2 separate regions of the Mus musculus genome follow, and region 2 is linked to region 1. Evidence: chromatin loops called from intact Hi-C (ENCODE). Cell type or tissue: heart. All regions are shown on one strand. Region 1 has its middle 24 kb from the start of Gm41352. Region 2 overlaps Rbfox2 (RNA binding protein, fox-1 homolog (C. elegans) 2).

Evidence for each region. Hi-C counts contacts between places; a loop is a spot of excess contacts. Peaks named below come from ENCODE experiments on the same cell type or tissue, not always from the same donor. Only the 100,000 strongest peaks of a DNase experiment are listed, where the experiment ranks them.
Region 2: it touches region 1 in a loop (2.2-fold over the local background); 2 of 42 quality-filtered maps call a loop at or near these places.

What each region holds. Positions count from the first base shown.
Region 1 is chr15:77,333,402-77,341,401 of GRCm38, reverse strand. No RefSeq gene overlaps it. Among named protein-coding and RNA genes, the nearest start is that of Gm41352, 24 kb to the right of the region's middle. In heart, a CTCF peak has its summit at 3,293 (motif pointing left); DNase peaks (open chromatin) are centred at 4,281 and 4,891; H3K4me3 peaks cover 1,223 bases; H3K27ac peaks cover 1,602 bases.
Region 2 is chr15:77,253,482-77,261,481 of GRCm38, reverse strand. All of the region lies in intron 1 of Rbfox2 (RNA binding protein, fox-1 homolog (C. elegans) 2), which reads left to right. Among named protein-coding and RNA genes, the nearest start is that of Rbfox2, 50 kb to the left of the region's middle. In heart, CTCF peaks have their summits at 936 (motif pointing right), 3,914 (motif pointing left) and 7,267; DNase peaks (open chromatin) are centred at 3,921, 6,671 and 7,191; H3K4me3 peaks cover 256 bases; H3K27ac peaks cover 2,965 bases.

The sequences.
Region 1 (8,000 bases):
CTAGGCATAGAATTTTAAGTTCCAAATATGTCTAGAAGAACTTGGAAGAGACAGTCTTTCCTCCCTGAATGCTCATGAATTCCATCAGAAGAACAATGCCTGCCTCAGAGGTCAAAGAGTTTAAAGGAAGAAATCATCTAAGAAATACGAATACTTGTCCTTTTAGGCAGGCATTAGGATATATGGTAGTCAGACTAACCTGGTGACTTGATGTCATGTAACTTTTCTGTTTTCTATATTTGCTTCTTTTTAAAAAAAGATTTATTTATTATTATATCTAAGTAGCTGTCTTCAGACACACCAGAAGAGGGCATCAGATCTCATTAAGGATGGTTGTGAGCCACCATGTGGTTGCTGGGATTTGAACTCAGGACCTCCGGAAGAGCAGTTCAATGCTCTTAACCACTGAGCCATCTCTCTAGCCCATCATGCTATTCAGTCTCTTTGACTGAATTCCTTTCTCACACCTGCCTGTTTACTCAAGCTTAGTTGAGGTCTTTAATAAACAAGGCTTTAAAAACTATTTCTGTGCAAAAGAGCATTTGGAACCTGATACTAGGCAATACCTGCAGGGCAACCAGGGCAGTAAGAAGAGGAAGGGAGGCACCAAGGAAGTATGTGTTGTCAAGGCAACAGCCTCTCCATCAACCATGCTGGGAAATGCCAGGGTGGAGCAAGCTCAGACTCATTCCAGCCAAGGTGTGGGAGAAAAGAGGTGTCTATTCCAGGTCCTGTCCACCATTGGCTGAGGGCCACTTCCAGAAGAGGGCATGTTAGTTTTTTTGATACATCAGAAAGGTACACAGTTGGTAAACAGAACCCTGGAGATGAATGAGGGGAAAAAAATTCAATTAAAGAAATAACGTTGGCTTCCTGTTGGAGTTGGAGTCACTGTGAACCAGAGTGGTTCTAGGCAAGGATTCATGAGCAAGGGATCTATACAATTGAATTAATGGCTTCATGGTTGTCTCACACGCCTCTGAGGATAGTTAATGACCCCATTATGGTCCTTCCTCTTTCCTTAAGTGCTGACCCATATGTTATGGAGCCTGGTGCTGGCTTCTCTCTAATGGTTTTGTCCTTTATTGCTTTCAGAGGCTTTTGTCATTTGCCTGGAGCCCGGGGAGAGGATGAGACAGAGTGTGGCACTCTACTCTCAAGGCTGCCTTGGGGACAATGGTTGTCCCTCAGCTGCCAGGCACAGTCTCATTTCCTATTTCTCCCATCTTCCTCTGAGATTTGCCCCTAGGGTCTGGAGTCAAGAGCTGCTGCTCACTGCTTCCTTGCAGAGAGGAGAACAGAAGGGATTAACAAGTTGAGACTTCTCAAAACATCTGAAACAACTGTCTTCTTGGTAACCTCAAGCCCTTCCTACCCCTCAGATGTGCTGGGGGATTTGGGAAACTCCAGGGACTCCCCTGGTTCCCCTCCTGTACATAGTCTAAGCCCCAAACTTCTCCATGTTTCTGTGTGTATCTCCTTCAGGAATCTCTTTCTCTCTGGTGATATTCCTGTCTGTTTTCCAGACTTGTGTGTGAGTCTATTGTTTTGTTTTGTTTTTAAAGATGTATTTATTTATTTATTATGTGAGTATACTGTAGCTATCTTCAGACACTCCAGAAGAGGGCATCAGATCTCATTACGGATGGTTGTGAGCCACCATGTGGTTGCTGGGATTTGAACTCAGGATCTTCAAAAGAGCAATCAGTGCTCCTAACCGCTGAGCCATCTCTCCAGCCCGAGTCTATTGTTTTAAAGCATCTCTTTTCTGTCCTTGTTACAAACTAGAGACAGGAGTAGCAATAAAAACATGTGCTTGTCTGATCATCTTTAGCCACATTCCAAGACAGATACATACTTTTTAAAGTATGGACCAGTGCTATAAATGTGGGTGTCAGCCCAGCATGGCGATCACAGCAGAAATCCCAGCATGAGGGAGACCAAAGCAGAAGGAACAAGAGCTGAAAGCCAGCTCAGGTTACAGAGACCTCAAACAACAACAACAACAAAAAGGAAACAAGATTAGGTTGTCTTCGGACTTGTGCTTCCTTTGAGCAATGTTGCTGAGATGAACGAAACATCAGCCGAGGCCACAGCCATTCCTGCCGAAGGCCAGATCTGTGTGTTTTCCTGTGAAGCTTCACAAATCACACCAGATGTTCCAGGAATTAGGATCAGAGTCTCAGTTCCAAGGAGGGTCCAGCAAGAGGGTCAAATAACACCCAGCAAGTGGGTCAAATAACACAGCGCTTAGGATACATTGTTTACTTTTTTTTTTTTTTTTTTTTTTTGGAGACGGATCTCTTGTCACCCAAGCTGATGGATAACGTTAAACTTCTCATCTCGCTTTCATCTCCCAAATGCTAGAGTTACAGGTGTGCATAAGGACCAAACCCAGGGCTGTACATGCTAGGTAAGCATGCTGCCCTCTGAGCCAAATCCCTGGCCTGTTTATGTAATGTCCTATGTATTATATGGAACATGCTAACACTCAAAAAGTATTTGCCTGAAATTCAAAGTTAGCTGAGAATCCTGTACTTTATCTGGCTGCCACATTGAGAACTGAGACGCAGGCAGGGCGTGTGTGCCCAGGACTAACCAGCCCCTTCTCCGAGGCCTTTGTTCTGATGATTCTTAGTTTTTTGTTTTGCAAAGGTCTCCAGCAGGGCCATGAGTGATGGTGGGTGTGTGCATGCAGAAGAAGCACAGTAAATATTTACAGATTGATAGTAAGAGCCAGGGGTGCTCAGCGCCCTGCCTCACATAGGTCAGAGTCCACAGAGGGTGGAAGAAGAGGCGTGAACCACACACTTCATGCCTCCTGGGTTTCATGGCTGGGGCAGGAAAGGCTCTAGGGTGAAGTCAGACCTGACCTCGGAGAAGGAACAGCTGAAGCTTCTAGAATGTGGTCAGACCTGAGCGGCAAGGTAGGGAGCAAAAGCAGGGAGCTGAGGACTCCCTGAGGTGCAGGAGACTAAAGGGAGTGTCAGGGGAGGGATGAGCTGGGAACCAGAGGGTTGGCAGAGCCAGTCAGGCCTGGAGGATGTGGTCAGAGAGTGTCACCCTGTGGGAGACAGGACAGCAGAAGGGCTGAGCACAGGCTCAGATTCCTGCATTCTGATGCAGGCTTTTCCTCCGTGGGGCAGGGAGCCTAGCACTCCGGCTCATTAAATCAGTCTATGTATGTGACATTTCTTTTATAAGCTCCGCTTTCCCTAGACAGCCCTCTGAGGCTCTGGTACCCACATCATTTTGTTTCAATGAGGCAGAAGCCCAGTGTGATCATAGCTGCCACCTCCTGGTGATGCTCATCAAAGACACCTTGTGGATGCTACCCAAGCCTACCTTTTGCTAGCATGGAGGTGGTGGTGATGGTGATGATGGTGGTGGTGATGATGCTTGTCACACACATAGTGACCATGCACTGGTCCAGAAATAAGCTACCCCTAGTCTCATTTGTTCACACAGTAAAAGGCTAAGGAAGGGCTGGCTAGGGAGAAATGTGGGCAGACCCCTGGAGAGCAGGGATGCTACAGAAACCTAGAAGGGGCTAGTCACAAAGGACACAGCCAAACATGCTCTAAGAGAGCAATGAGTCTCAGAATCCAGGGAGAATCTCATGAGGAAAGAAGTCGGAACTGCCCGGTGCAACGGCCACCATGCTGGGGCTGCTCATTCGGAGTCCCAGCATCATCGTCACATCACTGCCTCACCAGAGGAAGTCCTGCTGGCCTTGATAGCTTCAACCCCTACTAAAAACGTGGGTTCGGTTTAATTTTATGTTTTAAGGAGATGACCAGAGGAAAGAGAATACGGTGGTTGGTCCAGGTCCCGTTGGTAGGACAGGGGAACTTGGGGCGGGGGGTGGGGGGATGGGGCATACACATGAGTGAGATTACTGCAAGAAATGGGTTTATGTGTTTATCAGGGCAGACTGGGTAAATTCAAAATCTGCAGGGTGGGGAATGAAAGAGCTGGAAAGAGTGAGCACGCGCTAGTGCTGCTGTTCACAGCAGAATTCCTGCTGCTTCCAAGAGTCTCAGCTATTCTTAGATGACTCTTCCACTGAAGAACTGAGACCCACCCAGGTACTAGGTGTCTTAAAGTAAAAGAGCCATAAGCCAAGAACAATGCCTGCTGGTACCCCCAGAGTAACAGAGACAATGCCTAAAGCCTGGGCGTGTGGAGACTGCAGCCTAGCCGACTTCATGCCTAACACAGACCCCTGGAGTGGCGTAGGCCAACACCGTGTTGGGAGGAGCCTGGGGTACCACAGAAGTTCTGGGTTTGGGTGGGGCCTAGACGAGCTGCCAACCGTTTGGATCTGCTCTGCTGGCCTTGCAATGCTGTTCCATCTTGGTGAACTCGCTATGCCTCAGTTTTGCGGACTGAGAAATGGAGATAGTTACAGTGCTGTCTGTGGGACGGCTATGATGGGAATCAAAGGGACAAGAACGTGAAAGGGGCTTGAAACTAGACAACAAAAGCTCGTTGTACGACTTTGCTACCCCGAGCTCCTCACTAGGAAAGCGGTCCTGGGCTTGCGCGCGCCCCCTAGAGGAAAAGAAGAAGCAAGAAGGCATGAAGGCGTTCCTCTTTGGGAACCCTAGTCGCTTTGCTGTACGGCTTTGCAGAGCAGGCAGAAGGTTTCTTTTCTCCATCAGTTAAGGGATACTTGTGATGTATCACCACGGTCTCAAAACAGAGGTGGAGGCAGGCCACTACTCTTGCATCAGCAGGCAGGAACCAGCAGAGAGCCGCCTCCAGGGGGCGCGATGGAGCTTCTGCTGCGGTCGCGGGCCGGAGGCGCGGCTCGCCCCAGCGGGCTTCTGGGCGTTCTTGGAAAACCCTTGGAAAACACTGGACTTCCTGCCACGAAATGGGTGGGGACCGCAAGCATTTGCAATCCCGGGTAACACTGCGCCTGTAACTCCATTAGCACTGCCAGATTGGGGGACACCCATCACGTGGCCTGTCTGCTTTACGGGCCAGCCTGGATTTCTTGGAGCCAAGCTGGTTTCTCTTAGGTCCCTGGATGACCCAGGCTTACGTTTTTGATCTATTTGAATGTGTCTGTTGCCTTTTCCCTGCTGTAACCCAGGAGCGTTCCTTTAACTCAGCAGACCACACAGTGATGCAGGACAGACAGGGGGTCTTTCAGAGTCTGTAGGCGGTGGGAGCATGCAGGTCGTTGTTAGATGCTTCAGTGGCTGACCTTTGGCACAGCAGGCTAAAGGAAGGAAGAGGCTGAAGCAAAGGAGCTTTGGTTAAGACTCCCCAGCCAGGCGCCTGAACCAAAGCTGGTACCCTTGGACTCAGCCCTGCGTGGGCGCAGATGAGGCCGCTCTCATCCTGGACTCTTAAAAGCAATGGGAACCTCGCACACACAAATCCTCCAGAGGTCTCTTCCTAGCTAGAAAAGAAGCAGGCCAGGATCAGGAATGGAACCGGAGTCCTGGAAGCAAGCAGGAATGAAACCAGGTCTCCAATCCTGTTTCTACGAGTGCCTTCGTGACCTTGAATAATGCCAGTTCCATGACCCTCAGTCTCTCCTCGTTACAAGATGGGCTTGCTCTTGCAGAGGACCTGAGTTCAGCTCCCAGCACCCATGTGAGGCCTCACAACCATGTTTAACTCCAGTTCCAGGGAATTCAACATCTTCTTCCAGCCTCCACAGGCAACGTGCACACGTATATGTGATGTGCTGATATACAGGAAGACAAATATTCATACACATAAAAATATAAAAATATTGAAGGAAACCAAACCTTCAGGGTTTGGGTCATGGCTCAGTTACTAGAAAGCTTGCCTATCACGTGCTCAACCCAGGGTTCTGTCCCCAGCACCAAAATAAACCAGGGATGGTAGTGTACACCTGTAATTCCAGAGCTCTCGAGGCTGAGGCCAAAGGATCAGAAATTTGAGGCCAAAAATAAATAAATAAGTAGGAATAATTTGTGATCAGCTTTACTTAATTGTAGGTTTGAAGCCAGCCTGGGCTACTGAGAGCCTCGTCAAAAAACCACCTCACCCACCTTCCTCCATCAGTGGTTCAGCTACCTTCTTTTTTTTTTTTTTTTTTTTTTTTTTTTTTTTTTTTTTAAAGATTTGTTTATTATATGTAAGTACACTGTAGCTGTCTTCAGACATTCCAGAAGAGGGCACCAGATCTCGTTACAGATGGTTGTGAGCCACCATGTGGTTGCTGGGAATTGAACTCAGGACCTTCGGAAGAGCAGTCAGTGCTCTTAACCGCTGAGCCATCTCTCCAGCTCCCTCAGCTACCTTCTGAAACTACAGGTGAACCCCACTATTTGCATTTCTTCCAGAATCAGGGCCAAGGAGAATCACCTCTGTTTTCCTCAAGTCCCTGCTCCTTACTCTGGGGAACTAAGGTGACAGTCACCTGAGTCCAAGGAAAACAATTCCTTAGGAAAAGGAGATGGGTGGGAATTTCTAGCGTGGAACTAGCCTGCAACAACCAGCCAAGAAATGTTTGCTGGATGAATGAATTCACGGTCAGTTGGTTTGTATACAGATAAAACTTCGAGCTCTAGGCCCTACAGAGCTGGTTGCTCAAGGCCTTCAGAAACCTCTCATATTTCTTCATTGTGACAAAGGGCTTAGAACGTGGCCTGTGGGGCCGAGTTCGAACTCTTGTTTTGACACTGCTAGATGCTGAATCCTGGGCAAATGATTTAACCTCTCCTGGCCTCAGTGTTTTTGTCTGTAAAATGGAGACAATGGGGCCTGCTTCCTAAGTTCCTAGAAAGGTCAGGAGAGAATATGTGAAATCCACTAAGGGCCATGGACAGGAAGAGCTCAGGACATGCTAGCTGCTGTATCCATGCTGTCCAGGATTGTACCATACACAGACACTATCCTGGAAGAGAACCACTCAGGTCTCAAACATTTGCCCATCTGCTCAGCAAACAAACATGGTGTGTCTCCTGTGGGCTAGGTCCCCTTATAGCTGTGGGGGATACAGACTTCAACCATCTCTGCTCTCAAAGAGTTTGTGTATACATGGCTGGAGGGAAGAATGAAGGCAGACAGAGGATGCTCTGTAATACAGAGCATCTTGGTGGTCAGGGTTTACAGCGCAGGAAGGGGGTGGCAGAGATGCAGGAAGCAATGGTATCTGTGGGCTCCGGGGAGGTCTCCCAGATAAGGATGCTTCTGGGCAAAGATCCAAAAACGAGTGGGCAGGTAAACAGTGTAGATGAGGGAGGGGGCAGGGAGCTGCCTACAAGGAGGGGACAGCCTGTGTGAAGGCCCTGAGGTGGCAGAGAGTAGAATGGTCAAGGGTCAACAAGGTTGGAAAGGCTGATAGGGAGAAGGTGGTAGAGAAGGTGGGGGCGTGGCAGAGGATGATGAGAGGTGCTTAGCTTAAGCGACTAGGAGGAGGGAGGGGTTTGGGTTTTGTTTTATTTTGTTTGTTTTGTCTGTTGTTGGTAGTGGGCTTTTTTTCTTTTTTTTTTTTTTTTTTGGTTGGTTGGTTGGTTTGGGATTTGGGTTTTTTGTTTTGTTCTGTTTGTTTGTTTTGTTGCGGTGGTTGTTGTTTAATACAGAAGGCTTTAAAAACCTCCCAGGTCACTGTAAACAGTCTTCCATTTCACCAGAACTCAACAAGTGGCGGCTTCTTTCTCGCTTACATTTGTCTTAACTCTTTATATATGTGTCTTACCTGCACGTATCTGTGTGCCGTGTTCTTGGTACCTCTGAAAACCAGAAGAAGGTGTCAGAGCCCTTGACACTTGGGTTTCGTCAGATAGTTGTGAGTTGCTTTGTAGGTGCTGGGAATAGAACCCGGGTCCTTTGCCAAAGCAGTCAGTGTTCTTAACCACTGAGCCATCTCTCTAGCCTCCCGTGGTAAGGTTTATTTATTTATTAATGTCTATGTATTTATATGTATGTTTATGGGTGTTTTGCCTGCATGTTTGTCTGTGTATCACACACATGCCTTATGCCCAAGGAGACCAGAAGAGGATTTTGGATCC
Region 2 (8,000 bases), 80 kb after region 1:
GCTCCGGGGCTACTGGTTAGTTCATATTGTTGTTCCACCTATAGGGTTGCAGACCCCTTTAGCTCCTTGGGTACTTTCTCTAGTTCCTCCATTGGGGCCCCTGTGTTCCATCCAATAGCTGACTGTGAGCATCCACTTCTGTGTTTGCCAGGCACCGGCATAGCCTCACAAGAGACAGCTATATCAGGGTCCTTTCAGCAAAATCTTGCTGGCACATACAATGGTGTCAGCGTTTGGAGGCTGATTATGGGATGGATCTCTGGGTGTGGCAGTCTCTAGATGGTCCATCCTTTCGTCTCAGCTCCAAACTTTGTCTCTGTAACTCCTTCCATGGGTGTTTTGTTCCCTATTCTAAGAAGGGGCAAAGTGTTCACACTTTGGTCTTCGTTCTTCTTGAGTTTCATGTGTTTTGCAAAATGTATCTTGTGTCTTGGGTATTCTAAGTTTCTGGGCTAATATCCACTTATCAGTGAGTACATATCATGTGAGTAAGATTTTATTTTTATGAAATTTGACAAACTTAGTCATATAGCCATTGCCACCATCAAAGTACATCCAGTGTTCCTTTGGGCTCCTTTGGATTTCCATCAACAAGGAGTACACGTCTTCTTTCCACTACCTAGTATTTTTGATCCAGAGTCATTCTAGGAGGTGTGTAGTAGTTCATCTTTGTGGTTTTAATTTGTACCAGTAGTGCTGGGTGTTTTTCATTGTATCTTTGTCTTCTGAACTTCTTTGATGGATCTTGTAAATCTTTTGCCTTTTCTTTTCCCCCCTGCTGACTAGGGATGGAACCCAGGGTCTTGTGCATGCTATACCACTAAATCTACAATTCTGGCCCTTAAAATTCTTTTTTTTTTTTTATATTTAAAATGATTTATTTATATATTTTATGTAGGTGGGTATTTTGTCTGCATATATGTCTGCACACCAGCAGAGGGCATTCAATCCCATGAGACTGATTATAGATGTTTTTGTAAACCATCATGTCGGTGCTGAGAATTGAATTCAGGACCTCAAGAAGAGCAGCCAATGCTTTTAACTGTTGAGCCACCGTTCTAGTCCTGATTTTTGTTGTCTTTCTGAATTCGTTTAGAAAGTCCTTTATCTTTGTTACCAGTTATGGGTTCCCCCACAGGCTCACGAATTTGAACATGTGATCTGAGGCTGGCAGTGCTGTTTTGGGATGTTAAGGAGCCTTGAGGAAATGTGGAGTTAGGTCACCTTTGAAAATATGAGGGGCTGGAGAGATGGCTCAGTGGTTAAGAGCACTGACTGCTCCTCCAGAGGTCCTGAGTTCAATTTCTAGCAATCACATGGTGGCTCACAACCATCTGTAATGGAGTCCAATGCCCTCTGCTGGTGTGTCTGAAGACAGCTACAGTGTACTCATATATATAAAGTAAATAATTCTGGGCCTGATTTTGTATTTAAAAAAGAAAAAGAAAATATAACCCAGTCATGGTTCCAGTCCTTTCCATTTTCCATCATGTCTGTCACAGTACTATGTGACTGGTAGCCTTGCTTTCTATCCCCTCCAGACTGTCACTTGAGTCACTGTGCCTTTTCTTCAAGGAAAGACTGGTAGGATATAATCCCTAGAATCTGCCTGTGGACAAAGTAGCCCTCCCTTGAGGGGCCCTGCCATGCGCTTTGTCACCTTGAGAAACAAGTGCCCCTTTCATGTAGATCATGTGCATTGGCAACATTTTGTTACTAGTTTTAAGTAAAAATGTACCCCCTACCTCCATATGTTTCTCTGTGTAGCCCTGGCCGCTCTGGAACTTGCTCTGTAGACCAGGCTAGCCTGGAACTCTCAGAGATCCACCTTCCTCTGCCTCCTGAGTTCTGGGATTTAAAGTATGCACTACCACTGCCTGGCAAAATGTAGCTTTAAAATTTTTTCTTTTCTGTACACAGAAGTGTTGGAGTGGATTCTTTGGGGCTTTCCATACAGCCTGTATGCTGTGATTCCATGAGGGAAATGCATATTTGTTGGAGAATTTTGTGCAGAGGTGGAGATCTTAGGGGATCCAGAAGAACTGCTTCTCCTTAGTGCCTAGGAAGGGAAAGGAAAGGGAAGTGGTGACCAGAGAGTCTTAGGTGGTATGCTTAGGATACTAAATGCAGCGGTGGGAGGAAGGGCTCTAAAACTGTTCAAAACAGAAGAGCAGGGCTGGATAAAGCATTGAGCCTAGACCAGCTCCTATGGCGAGCTGTAGGGAATTTTAACAACCTCTTCATTTGGTAGCCAAGACTTGGCCTTTGGAGGGGATGGGGCTTTTTGGAGATCAGGTGAGTCATGACCTGGCTAAGTTTGGACAGCAGTATGAAGACGCTCCTCATCCTGTGAAGCAGGGTGGGTAAGAGAAAATCTAGAATGTTAAATACACAGTTCTGTTGTTTTAAAACTATCCTTGTGTTGACTTAGTTTCTTTAGTAAATAGCAATAATAATAAAGCACAGTGGTGGAGTTTGTGACTGAGCTGGGAAGTTTTTGACTAGAAATGAAACTGTGATATATCTTGGTTATAACAGAAGCTGTAAGAGAGCAAATGAGAATCCATGTTGGCAAGCAAGGAAATTTGTTTTTCCTGAGAACAAAAGGAGAAAGGTGCAGAGATCGCAGGTCTGGATTATGCTAGTCATAATTAGCTGTGAAAACTCAGACTCCCAAGGTGAGGGTTTGTTGGAGTCTGATTTGCCTTTGGATCACTGAGAGCACTGGACTAAGGAAGGACCTGGGAAACCCTTCAGTGGCGGATGCTCTGGAGCCTGATTCAGGCTAGGGGCTGGGCTCCTTGCTTCTGCATTTCCCTAATCCATCATAACAATGGGGAGTGTTTTGTGACATTACATTTCTATTTATAAATGCTAACACTGGGATTCAGAGAAACTAGATGATGTGGCCAAGTTCATATGACCAGGAAGTGGCTGAGCTGAGGTTCACCTTGAGGATTCTGAGGTATCCCAGCATGCCTTCTCTCTGTTGTGCCTGTGTTAATTAAGGTGTCGTTTGTAGGCTTGTATTATTTCACTCACTGTTTATTATCAGTTCATATACAATAGGTGCAGAAATTGAAAGCACTTAGAAACTCAAGACAGTTTGACTGTAATTTCCTGAGTGTGTCATCCAATAAGGCTGAGATGTACGTCTTTGGATTTTTTTTTTAATTTAATTTCACACGTCTAGTAATACATTTTAGTGCATTTTAAGCAAGCAAAAAACAAACAAAAATGCTATTTCACTGATGGTTAGAAACCTAAAAAGAAAAGGTTGCTTTTTACAGTTGGTCTGAGAAGCTCTGCTGGCCTTGCTGTGACCCAGTTGTAGACACCTGCTTCAGCGGAGTCTTACACTGACTCTTGATTGGTGGAGCTCTGAGTGGCTGGGAAGAGAGATCAGAGAACAGGAGAGGCAGTAGGGGAGATGTGAGGAGGAGGGAAGAATGTGCAGCATAGCCTTCAGCAAAGGCAGCAAGGTGAGGGATGCCCCACCTTCTGTGCTCAGTAATGTCCGGCTTCCTGTCTTTTTGTAGCCTTGTCTTTTATTACACTCTGCCTGGCAGTGATGCAAAAGGGACCAAATGTAGGAGAAGAAAGTCATAGAAATGACGTTCAGAAGGATCACATATGAACACACACACACACACACACACACACACACACACACACCCTAAAAGTGTTTCCCTTTAAGGAAAAAGCTGCAGCTCTTTGGCAGAGCCAAGAGTTTTGATTGGCCCCTTCTCCTGCTGTTTGCCAGAAGAATCCCAACCAGTCCAGTTTTTTTTTTTTTTTTTTTTTTTTTTTAAAAAGGTGGTTTGGGAGACAGCCCAGCAGCCAAGTCTCTGGATTTAATTTGAAGTATAGAATGTTTCAGGGAGGGTTGGACCCAGCAGACGCGCCCCCTACTGTTCACCCTCCCACTGTGCACCAGGGAGTGTGACTGCTATTTTTGGAACACCCTTTCCTGCACCTCCTCTGTGCCTCATGGATTCTTTCTGAATTTCTCAAGTTGTGCCGGCTCTGGGATGAAGAAGGTTTGTAGCCAGTCTTTGCTACTTTGTGGGTTCTTTTTTTCCCTCACCCTTTATCTCCCCCTCTCCCTACTACCCCCTAATCATTAGATAGGAGAGAAATAAGGATGCAGGGGTGGGGGCTGGGAGAGAAAGAGATCCTTGAATCTAAGTTCTTTCTTTTTGTTTCTTCTTTGAACACAACTACCAGCAAACTGCAAACAGCCCTACCTCTTGGGGCCCTAGCATTTATATACCCCCCAAAAAGCTCCCAGACTTCCACACATCACACAGTTGCAGAAATATTTGAGGCAAATATTTGAGGCCAAAGCAGCCCCATATATCCCACACGTGGGATTAGAACGAAAACACATCCTTACAATATTTCTGTGTTTTTAAAGAAACTAAAATTCCATAATTCTCACTACAGATGGTAAGTTACTGAGGTGTTTTAGAGACCTCTCTGCAGCGGCTGTGGAGGAATTACTCATCCCACCTGTTACTCAGGACATGAGCCTAAGCAGTGTGCCCTGGGACTGTACAGGTTGGCTTTCTCTACTTTTAGACGCTCTAGGAGCTAGATCAGTTTTTGTTGTGAGGAAAACATCTTGCACATTGACTAGAGATGAGGGCAGGTGCTGTATGTGTAGATGGACCTCTTGCCAAAACATTTACATTTGATCTGCGACAATCTCTGCCATCTTAGTGTGTCTGAAGGCAAGACTGCCAGCAAATGGCAATTTAATCCCCAAAGTTAAGTTGCTCTCTTATCCGAAGCCCTAGCACTTAGCCTGAGGTTGGGAGCCGGCTCCTGGTTGCTTAGATGTAACTGGTGTCCTTGGGGCCACAGTTTCAGTGATCTACTAAGTCTCTTGCCTAATGTGGCTTAACTTAGCTCTGCCCTGCTATGTGGAAAAAGACCTACCTGTTTAGGATTCATTGGCTCCATGGGACAGTTAGACAGTTTATAGTGCCAGCCTGCATATTTCATGGTGAAAGATTTCAGGTTTGTTAAACCCTCATAACAGAATGTAGATTTAAAAAAACACTCTGAAAAGTACTCCTTAAAGAAGGCTTTGGGGAGCATGAGTCACAGGACTGCAATAAGTATTGATCATTGTACACAACACAGATGTCTCATGGTACTCAGGGGCTCCTTTCCCTGCCTCATACACAGGTCCCAGATTCCCTTATTTAAATGCACAGTGGTTAATGTTAACCTGGGTATCTTCTATATCTCTTCAGTGGTCTCTAGATCACTTAATGATTTCTAGTACATTGTCATGCAGTATAAATAGTGACTACACTATATTGTTTAGGAAATAATAACAGAAAATCTATATATCTTAATAGTAGATCTTTTTTTATTGTTGTTTTGGTTTTGTTTCCCTCAGATATTTCCAGTTGATGCAGGTGTGGAACCTGTGACTATGGAAGACTAACTTAACTAATGAACAGTGTGAACTAAAATTGCCTTCCAACACCTGTGTCACTCCTGTAGCCTGCAGCCTCCTGGGGTGTAGGGCTGTTTCTTAGTCGGCTTTCTTCTGAGTCTAGTCTTGGTCTATTCAACCCTTAAGTGATTCTGTTATATAAGAGGCTTTTAAACTGTGAACAAAGGATGGAGTTCTTTCTGCAGCTTACTTGTAAACTTAGCTCTTCTGGTCTTGGTGCTGTATGTCTCTGATAGTTGCTGGGTCCAGGGAGTTTAGACAGCACCTCTTCCTTTCACACTACCCACCTGCCTTGTTTGCTGGTCTCTAACCATGATGGCGACTGGTACAGCTTTACTGACAGGCAGGCAGCGTCTGTTCTCCCACAATACACTAACTCTCTATGATTTGGAGGGGATAAGAGACGGCCTTGAAGTGAAGGTTTCCACCTGTGCTTCTGTTTTATTAAGTATGTGGAATTGGAGGGTTTCAGTGGGTGCTGGGAGAAATGCCTATGCACATTTTAAAGGGTTAAAGATAGTGAAGAGAAAGTTAAGTATCAGCTAATGAACGGCTTCCAAATGTCAAGACACACATTTCCCAAGCTGAGTCCCAGGTTTGCACACTCTACCAGGATTCCCGTTTTTTAGTAGAAAACGTCAATAAAAATGGACCTACTGGAGAAACAAGTGTTAACAGTTAACTCAGGATTGTGAGTGGGGAAATTCATTTTCCTTTTGAATGCTAGGACACCTGTGCCAGTTTCTTTTTTCGTTTTTGTACTTTTTGCACAATTTAGAAGCCAAAAGTTTCACAAAAGATATGCTTCATTTACAGCTTTAAAAAAAAGTGGAACAATATTTGGATTTCTGAATATAGCATTTAAAAGTGCTAATTGTTAAAAAGGGATTTTGTTTGCATGCACGCTAAAATTTTCTTGGGGTTCCTGGGCCCAGAGAGGATGGTAACCACTAATCATATGGGTTTCTTGATTGTGGCTCCCAGGAAAAGATGGAGAAACTGGCTCTCAACCCCTCCCCTCCCCTCCCCTCCCCTCCCCTCCCCTCCCCTCCCCTCCCCTCCCCTCCCCTCCCCTCCCCTTCTCTTCTGAGAAGGCCAACTACAGGCCTCTGGTCCTAACTGATTCCAGATGGGCTTGCTAGAGTACAAAGGTTTTCAGTGTGTTTGGCTAGGGCTGACCATGAGGCCCCTGAGTACTTCCTGAGCAGCTCTGCAATTGTACTCACCTAATAAGAAACAGCCTTAACTGCTTGCACCCAGAGCAGCCGTGTTGGTGTCCTTTCTTTGTGCCCCATTCTCTGAACCACCCTATCCTCTTGCCTGGTGTCTTCACTAAGCTCTTCTGCATTGTTTTCAGGGGACATTAAAATACTCACATATTTCTTATGGATGAGAGCAGAGAAGAAAAGAGTGGTCAAATAACGGCACTTTTCTAATTTTGACGATTAGAAAAGGCTTTTTTGTTTGTTTTTTTTCCTTTCTGGACCTGAGGGGAGTTGGTTGGCATGTAAATGAGACTGGGAAAACCAAGGCAATCGTTATTTTTAATTTAAAAAATCCTGGCACGTTTCCTGAATAGTTCAGAATACCATGTGTGATGGTTTATTCACACTGTACACTGAGTATGGTAAGCTGTGATTTGCTGAAGGGTGAGCATGACCTTGAACCCAGAGGATGTGTTCTGTATTCAGACCCTGTGCAGCATTGCTGCCAAGGGAGTGTGCCTGCTGCATGTGACACTGGCTTGGGTTTGGCTGTCCTCCCAGCCCCTGCACAGCCTACAGGAAGATTCTGTGATGCTCTGCTGCAGGCTCTGTGAGTTATGATTTGGGGCCTTCTAGACAACATCAAGAATTTATTTTATGTATATACTTAACTTTTATTTTGTTTCAAGTGCCTAGTGGCTGAGGGTGTGCTGGTATCAGCTTGTACTTTTCTGGCTCTAGCTGAATGCAGAGACTCTGCCATCCCTGGGGTTCACTTGGGCCTCTGCAGTTGCACGCCAGTCTAGTCAGAGGATAACTGATAGGAGCTGTTTCTCTGTGCATCGTGTGGGTTCTGGTGATTGAACTCGGGTCATTAGATTTGGTGGCAAGCGCCTGTACTCATGGAGCCATCCCTGTGGCCTTTTCTTCGGTGGTTTCTTGAGCCAGACATGAACTGTATTGTCTGATGAGTTCTTACACTGTTTCTGAGGAGTGAAGTTGAATATCTGGACTGTTTTGGTGTTTGTGATGGGTTGGAGTACTTGCAGTGGGATGGCCTAAGGCAGGTGGTGCGGTCACCTTCGGTATGACTGAGGCCTAGCTTTGCTTCTGAAGGAGATACCCATCATTAAACACCCACTTCTTGTAAGTCTCAGTTGACCAGTAGGATCTTCTTTTCTTTATTATTGTTACCTGTGAATAAAAAAGGCAGCCGAGGCGTGCATCTTTGGAATAGCTGCCCTTTGTCTAGTAGAAGGCTCCTAGTTATCTCTCTCTCATTAGAACTGCCAGGTAGGCAACCTTAATTCCCCTTTCACATAGAA